2 separate regions of the Homo sapiens genome follow, and region 1 is linked to region 2. Evidence: read pairs that join two places in POLR2A ChIA-PET (ENCODE). Cell type or tissue: GM12878. All regions are shown on one strand. Each heading gives the region's core, and the rest is flanking DNA. Links, peaks and the distances in the headings are about the cores only.

Region 1 (4,401 bases), core at 145-4,144, 410 kb before region 2:
AAAAAAAAGCTCCATGAAATTACATATTGTTTTCTTAAATTTAAAAGATACGTATGGCTGCCACCTAAAGTCTGTCAAGGAAAAAAAATGTCCTACCCCAAATGGTAACCATTATTTAACAGTTGTTTTATTTTCTTCCAAAACGCTCTGTATATATTCACTGTGCTTTTGAGGCAGCACAGTTTAGTTCTAATTACTTACAACCCAAACACCACCAATTATAAAAATATACAGATACTACCCGTATGCAACTCTTTACCATTATAAACTACTTTCACATATAATTGAACCTTATCAAAATTGAAATTAGTAGTAGTCTTTTTTTTTTTTTTTTTGAGAGGGAGTCTGGCACTGTTGCCCAGGCTGGAGTGCAGTGGTGTGATCTTGGCTCTTGGCTCACTTCAACCTCTGCCTTCCGGGTTCAAGCGATTCTCCTGCCTCAGCCTCCTGAGTAGCTGGGATTACAGGCATGCGCCACCATGTCTGGCTAATTTTTGTATTTTTAGTAGAGACTGAGTTTTGTCATGTTGGCCAGGCTGGTCTCAAACTCCCAACCTCAGATGATCTACCTGCCTTGGCCTCTGAAGTGCTGGGACTACAGGTGTAAGCCACCAAGCTTGGCTGAAATTGGTATTATTCTTATTTAATAGAAAGGAGAGGCAGGGGAGATTAAGACACTTGTTCAAATTTACACCACATGTTAGAAAATGGAGTTGGGACAAGAATCCAAGTCATTGAAGTAAACTGTAGGTCCACAAGCCTTTCTCCTCCACCATAGAATCTGGAGTGAACATTGGAGGCCAAAGTGCCTTACAGAAATACTTAAAGGAGCTACCAAGTCACTGGCTTCATAAAGCTGACTAATCTTCATGTGTCCATGGTGTCAGTTTATGAAACCCTTTATCTTATACGAGGAGGCACACTGGACTCACTAAGAATTGCAATGAGAATTGAGTTTATTGGAATAGGTATAACCTCAATAGAATCATAGAGAAGACAACTGAGAACCTGGAAAACATTTTTAGTATTCATGAGTGTGTTGGCACCAGCTTATTTATAAAGTTGTTTTGACAACGTGTGTGCCTTAAACTTCTATTTATAAGAAGTAAAATGGAATCATCTTCTTACCCTGCTGAGTTGCAAATTCTGTTTTAGGGCAAATTTTTAATCTGCCTCTTTAATATAGAGCAATAGATATATTTTTTTTCCTGCTGAGTTTATTTTTTCAAGTACATAAGTTAATTAAGAACCATTTACCTGAAGATATGTTTTCTTCCTTATGAAGTACATAATGAGAACATGGCCACAGATGTTAGGTAGTGACAGAAATGCCTGTCTGGAAGGTGAATTCTTTAAATTTTTTTTATCTCACAATAGCTGTATAGAGAATTGTTGATGGTTCATGTTTTATTTCCCTTTGTTATAAAATTTTCATAGTTTGCAAAAATAAAAGTTATGGGCTATGTGTCCTTTATTTGATACTCCCTGTGAGAAAGGGTAAGATAGAAGATTCAGTAATGGCCAGTGTTGGTGGAAGAGACTGCTGCTTGTAACCAGTAGAGAGGAACGGGGGGTGGGGAAGTTTACTTCAGCACTGTATTGATTAGAATTAGATTCTTCTTTATAGGAGACAGAAATATCTTATATAAGTGGCATAAAAATATGAAAGTAAATGTGTCTTTTACATAAAAGAAATTCAGAGTTGCAGTCTATGGCTGGTATGGTTCCTCCATGAGGTTTTCAGATACTCAGTTTCCTTCTAGTTCATTAATCTGTCATTCTTAGGTTATAGCTTTTGTCTTTATTGTCTTCATGATTCAAGATGGCTGCTAGAGCTCCAGCCATCATTCCTTCCTTCCTTCTTTCCTTCCTTCATTTCTTTCTTTCCTTCTTTCCTTCTTTCTCTCTTTCTCTCTCCTTCCTTCCTTCCTTCCCCCCTTCCTTCCTTCCTTCTTTCTTTCATTCTTTTGTTCTTTCTTGCTCTCTCACCCAGACTGGAGTGCAGTGGCACAATCACAGCTCACTACAGCCTCTAACTCCTGGGCTTAAGTGATCCTCCTGCCTCAGCTTCTCGAGTAGCTGAGGCTACAGTTGCACAGTACTATGCCTGGCTAATTTTTAAATTCTTTGTAGAGAGAGGGTCTTGCTTGGTTTCCTGGGCTGGTCTTGAAATCCTGGCCTTGATCTCCTGCCTTGGCCTCCCAAAGTTGCTAGGATTACGGATATGAGCCACTGCACCTGGCTCATGTGTGTGTGTGTGTGTGTGTGTGTTTTTACAGAGGAACTTCCTAGAAATTCCACACAATACTTCTGCTTATGTTGTATTGTCCAGAACCTAGTCATATGGCCACATTTACCTGCCAGGTAGGCTGGGAAATATATGTTGTGGATGGCAATAAGCTGAAATAAAAATTGAAGTTCTGTTATTGAAAAGGGGAAAAATGGATTTTTTTTTCCAGGAAGAACTTTTTATTAATATAAAGTTTTAAGATATTCACCAGTCAGATCTAAACTTACTCATTAAACTCTATTTTTAAAAAATGAACACACTGTACTGCAGTGAAAGGCAGGAACGTGGTTTTAGACACTGATTGAAAACCAGTGTCTTCACGCACTGAGAACAGGAAACATTCTGCACTGCGAACGAAGTGCACAGTCAACAGGAAGACACACACACACGACAGAAAGCCCCCAGTGTGAGTGACCGTGTACCTGGGCAGGTGACAGGATGCCCAGGCCGTGGCTTGGACATGGCTGCCACGCTGCGATGCCTGCTGGGCCCCACAAGGACTGGGGACACACACAGAGCCCAGCTATACACTGTGATAGAGTCCACCCATTTTGCTACCCTATACCCATGTGCACTGTTCTCCTACCTTCCTGCTACCTGGATTGTGATTGTAAGGCCTGGATTCCAAGATGTTAACTTGATAATAAAAGCCACACACAATAGAACAGTAAGATGCAAGGCACATGCATCCCTGGCACTGTGGAGCTGTGGACAGACTAGCTCTAGATTTCCACGTGAGAGAGAAATACCTCTCTATTTTGATTAAACCATTTTGCTAGAGTTTTGATGGTTGCAGCTGAGCCTAATCTTAACAGATACAAGCATAATATAAACTTATAAAATAGTGTTCTTTTTAAGATTGTGTCTTACTTTGCCTACCAATGCAGGTGGACTGACCATCTGCCTATCCAGCCTGGCCTACCATGTGATACTAGGTATACGAAGTTGGCTCAGAAGTTAATTTCACTCACGGGAGCTTCTGTTCTAGGAAGAACAAACAAACCAATGCAGTAAAGGGACTCCCATTGCTTTAATGGAAATCTGTATAAAAGAGAGTGGTGCCCAGAGATATTTGCTATATGCTCTACTGCCATCTTAGACTAGGAAAAACCAAAACCAAAACAATGCTGACCATAGCATATTTTTTTCATCATTGACATTATCTTTATATTAATCACTTGTAATTATTCCTTGAATATACAAAATCTGACTATTGGTTTTTGTTTATATTGAGAGAATGATGACATCAGATTAAACATTAATTTTCCCTTGAGAATCTTTCAATACAATTGGAGTAGAATTTTTTTTTTTTGAGACAGGGTCTTGCTGTGCCACCCAGGCTGGGGTGCAGTGGGGCAATCATGGCTCACTGCAGCCTCAACCTCCTGGGCTCAGGTGATCCTCTTGCCTCAGCCTCCTAAGTAGCTGGTACCACACGCGTGCACCACCACACCTGACAAATATTGGAAAATTATTTATAGAGATGAGGTCTCCCTATGTTGTTCAGACTGGTCTCAAACTCCTGAACTCAAGCGCTCCTCTTGCCTCGGACTCTTAAAGTGCTGAGATTGCAGGTGTGAGCCACTGCACCCAGCCTGGAGCAGAATATTTTTACATAAAACTAAAGAGAGGTTGGCGACTTATAATCGTGTTCAGGAGGTAGCAAATGTTTTACTTAGGTGAGAAGAAATATACTTTTCGTGTTGTCATAGAGTAAGCCCAATCCTTATTTACTTTTGTTACCATTGGCATGACAACAATCATTGGAGCATCTTTGTCTTCCAAACATTTCTTATATTATTTACTTTTTCATAGCAACTTAAAACGGAAGATCATAGAGTTTAGGTGACTTGCCCTAGGACACGCCCTTGGAAAATAGTAGAGCCAGAATTTGAATTCAGTTCTGGGTCTCTTTTTTTTTTTTGAATTCCATTCATGTGTTGATAATAGCTGCTATGGAGACTTAGCCAGGAAAGCAGATGTGGATGGTTAGCGGAAGCTAAAGAGGAAAAAGGTTAAGCTTTTTTTTTGAAGTTTTCCTGCTCAGCTAGGAAAACATTGCTGCAGTTATCAGGTAATTGAAGTGTCAACGTGACGCTGTCAGAAAGGTT
Region 2 (4,401 bases), core at 169-4,168:
GACTAAAATCTATGTGGACAGGTTACTTAACTAGTCGTTCCTCAGTTTCCTCATGTATAAAATTGGAAAAACAGTTCCCACTTCATTAGGCCTGCTGTGATGATTAAATGAGATGACATAAATAACTTGTGCGGCAACTAATAGGTCCTCAGGAAATGTCAGTTCTCTTAGTAACTGTTATGGACTAAGTGTTTGTCCATATGGACCAAATGTTTGCAAATGGGAACTGAGGAGCCCTCACCAGACACCAGATCTGTCAGCACCTAGATCTTGGACTTCCCAGCCTCTAGAACTGTGTGAAATATATGTTTATTGTTTAAGCCACCCAGTCTATGGTATCCATTATAGCAGTCCAAGCAGGCCAAGGTAGTCACCTAGAGCTGGCAGGACTGAATTCAGGGTTTGGGATGCCAGTTATTTCTCTTCCCATCTTAGGCACAACAAACAGCTTTCCCTGTCCAAAGAGGATACTGAGGGCCAGTTGCTGTCATCATTTCCTACTTCCCTCAATTTGCAAAAACTACCAACTTCTTTCTTTTTTGTATTCAAAGTGCTAAGTTGCTGGATATTTTGCAGGTAGAGAGACATCAGACCACCATGAGCCCTCTAGAGAGCATGTTAACACAAGCAGCCCTGCAGGTGAGGGCTTTGAGCAAGCATGTAATGAGCATTCTAGGATTCCTCCCTAGATCATACACTTCCAGAGAGAGGCCTAAAATACAGACTTCCAGAGGACAGAGGTCTTTGCCTATTCAGTTCGCTGATTTATATATATATATATATATATATATATATATATATATATATATATATATCTCCTAGAAAAGTGCCCGGCAGATGGCAGGCCCTGAAAAAATATGTGTTGAATAAATACATATTTGCTGACTGAATGAATGCTTCTGGGGCAAAATGGCTCCAAAACCAGCCAGCCTCAGGCCGCCTGACCACCTTCTCTACCACTTACTCACTGTGGGGCTTCTTAAAAGTCACTTATCCTTCCTCTACTCTATTTCCTTTTCCCTAAAGAAGAGAGAATCCCACCAACTATGGGGATAGTCTTATGGATTAGGGGCTGTACCTGCAAAGCATGTGACGTGAAGAAGAAATCAGAGTGACTTGGCAGCCTTAGATACTGTGCTGAGGATCTGGAGTCGGGAGGATCTGGCCCACTCTCTGAGGAAAGAACTGTCATCTGATGCTGGTGACCTCAAAAGTGTAAAGTGTTGCTACAACCTTCAACCTCTTAGGGCAGAGAAGGAAGACTATGGATTCACAATTCTTGGCCCCAGCTGTAGTTTCTCAAGAAAGCTCATGCAATGAGCTCATGATCAGGTGCTTTTAATGAGACCTCCCGATCCTCCTAGGTGGTTTCCCTTGTGACAAATGATCCTGTCTGGCAAGACCCTATCTTTGTCATTGTGGACTTGTGCTCACAACCAGTTACCTAGGCATCCCATGCCTTCTCACTTCCTCCTCCCTCTCTCTCTCTCTCTTTCCAGGTTCAGTGATTCAAGGCCTAAACTACCAAGATGCATCTTACTTATCCTCAGTGGGGATTGCTGCACTAAGTTATAGATTCTGAATTTGTGAAGCAATTTGGTCAAGTTTATACTTTCTATTTTTGGCTAGGAGTGGGAGGGGCAACTGTATGCCAATAGGCTATCTCAATTCTAGAAACATCCCCTCTTGCAAGATGAAATTATCCCCACTATATCAACATTCACAGCCTGTTTGCACTGGTATGGCTTTGATAGAACTTGTATCAGTATAAATATTACTTTAGCTTTTAACTGCTAATTATATCAACATAAACTTAATTTATAGTGATAATCACCGTCATAATGTGCTGCTGCCAAACATCCCCACTGATGCTTTGAGGCATCGTGTAAACTCAGCCATTAGCAATCATGTAAATGTTCCCATTACTCATTATGATACTGGCTAAAGAACTTCTCTAATTGACTTCTTCCCAAAGTCCATAATAAGCAAGAACAACAGAAGACCAGAGAGTGTTGATCAATTTATGACAACCATCTTGTTTCTTACAATAGCCCATGCTGATAAATATAAAGTTGCAAAAGAGGACCTCAGAATAGCATGAACAGATTCTCAATTCCACATTTAGTTTCGGTCACGTCAATCGAATCACAACACTATCACTCAGACAAATGCCAAGTAACACTTAGTTTGTATAGCGTGCCACTTCCATCTCCCTATGTCAGCATGAAAAAAAAAGGGGTGTTTGCATCTTGTAAATTCATATTGCTTTTTAATTCAAGAGATTCAAAGTGCTTTACTTTTTTCAATTATTGCTCCTTTTTCTGCGGTAGTTTAGCGGATATTTGTTGTTTATACCACTCACTCTCCACTCTCCCATCTAGAGGCAGCAGTGCCCTAATATTATTGGGCGTATATCCACCAACTCTTAGTCTATATTGTTTTCATTCAGCCAACTCCATCCCCCAGGCTTGAGAGTGAAGCATGTAATCTAAGATAATCCAATCACCACACTCTACCTGCCGCCTGTCCACAGTGATTTGTTCATGAGTGTGCATGTGACCCAAAGTCTGGCCCATCAAGGTTAATGAGATTCAAGTCTAGGAATCACAAATTTCTGTTTCTCCATTGGGTATGAGGCTCAGAGAAAGGCACTATGGGGCTGCAGTCCCAACCCTGATGAGGAGAGTAGAGCTAAACCCAGGGTAGTAGAGAAACAAGCCATCATGATATCTAAGCTTCTAAATCACAGTGCATCTGAAACCAGCCCCTTTCCTGGACTTTTCAATTATATGTGTGTCAAAAATCCCATTTTACTTAACCCAGTTGTGCTGTTTACTGTCACTCACAACCAAAATAATCCTAATTGATACAGGCAACCAGCAGACTTTGGGTATGATTACGTCTGTTTCTAAGATAAAGAAATGTGAGCAAAAAGAAATGATCTCCAGTCAGTAAAAGAGCTGTGTGAATTAAATACAGAGGCTGAAGATACCAAATATTCTAAAACTAAAGTGCCCTATAAATACATGAGTTTTAATAAAACTTAAAACTCAAAAGCCAGAGTTTCTGATCACATCCAGTCTCAAATATTTCTGATTCTTCAATTGATTCAGCGCCAGAGAAACCAAATCTCCCAGTAGGCCAACAGAAGCTTCAGGAAAGTAGCAGGGAATTCAGGGTGAGGCGAAAAGGGGAGGTATAGGGAGTCTATGAAATGACCAATTTCAAATTCAGAAAAGCTGGCAAGAGTCTAAAGTAAAATCTAAGAAGCTAGATCTGTAAGAATCTCTGATACTTGTGAAATCTAGTTTACTGTGCACAGCTGAGTAAGTAAGTGTGAGGAAAATCAAATCCTGGGGGCTTGGAAAATGCCATTTTTCTTCTCTGCACCCATAGTCCCAGCACCCCACCTGCTGCTCTCTGCAGTGCTGGAGCATGTCATCTGTCATGGTCCCCCAGGTTAGCACTTTGAATGCAGTCAAAACAATAGGGACCATGCCCTCATCTGCTATGGGCGGGCTGGTTTCTGCAATTAAGCTAAAGTTCAGGTTTTGGCTAATAACAGGCAAGGAATGTGACAGGGAAGGGAATGCTTACTCATTAACTCATGCTAATGGGTGCTAGAACCAACCAACCACCAGCCCACTAGCGTGAGAGTGAGGCACGCTGTGTCACTCTGATCGTGGAGTGTTTGCAGGTTTATTTCACAACATTACTGGAGTCTGGCAGTTATCTAATCAGGAGCGGTTTTAAGGGAAAAGAAAAGGATAATTTTGTTTTAAGTGCCAGTCTTAGGTCTCAATATTTTATGAAATAGTCATTAATTTTCAATACAAGGCTGATGGTGATATGATGAGGACTGCATGTTTATGCAGAAAACGTTCCTTGGCTATCTCTAAGAGTTTGGTGAATGTAGGGGAAACAATTATCTCTTATTTTTGTAAGGCAAATGGTAATTATCACACCAGTCTCAGCTCTCTGAGAAGATAGGTCACTGCAAAGAAAGGGGCGGACTGACAGTGGGTGTAACACTGGGTAACATGGGAAGTGGGAGAATGAAGCTATTTTACTTGTGGCAGAAACCATAGAATCCATTCATTTAATCAATCATTCCCTCAACACAAATGTATTGAGTATCTACTAAGTCCCAGGCACACCACTAGGTGCTGTGCCATTCAATACTAAATGATGCAGAGGCTGTTCCTGCCCTCTGGGAGTTGACATTCTTTTGGCCACAAGGACTTAGGTCTCAGGAGACCCAATTAAGTCTTTTGTATGCAGGAAAAATTTTAAAGCAGCAATTTCTGCCACCCAAGTCTGACTACTTCTCACACTTGGGTCACCCAATTTTAGGCACTGGTGACCTAGAAAATCACTGACTTTCATGTAAACATTATGTTC

The links. Peaks named below come from ENCODE experiments on the same cell type or tissue, not always from the same donor. Only the 100,000 strongest peaks of a DNase experiment are listed, where the experiment ranks them.
Region 1: POLR2A ChIA-PET joins it to region 2 with 5 read pairs; 2 of 35 experiments call an interaction of 5 or more read pairs at or near these places.

The regions. Positions count from the first base shown.
Region 1 is chr6:14,721,222-14,725,622 of GRCh38, reverse strand. No RefSeq gene overlaps it. Among named protein-coding and RNA genes, the nearest start is that of LINC01108, 440 kb to the right of the region's middle. In GM12878, for the core only: no CTCF peak of the experiment used is centred there; no DNase peak of the experiment used is centred there.
Region 2 is chr6:14,310,384-14,314,784 of GRCh38, reverse strand. No RefSeq gene overlaps it. Among named protein-coding and RNA genes, the nearest start is that of LINC01108, 27 kb to the right of the region's middle. In GM12878, for the core only: no CTCF peak of the experiment used is centred there; DNase peaks (open chromatin) are centred at 1,434 and 2,104; H3K27ac peaks cover 434 bases.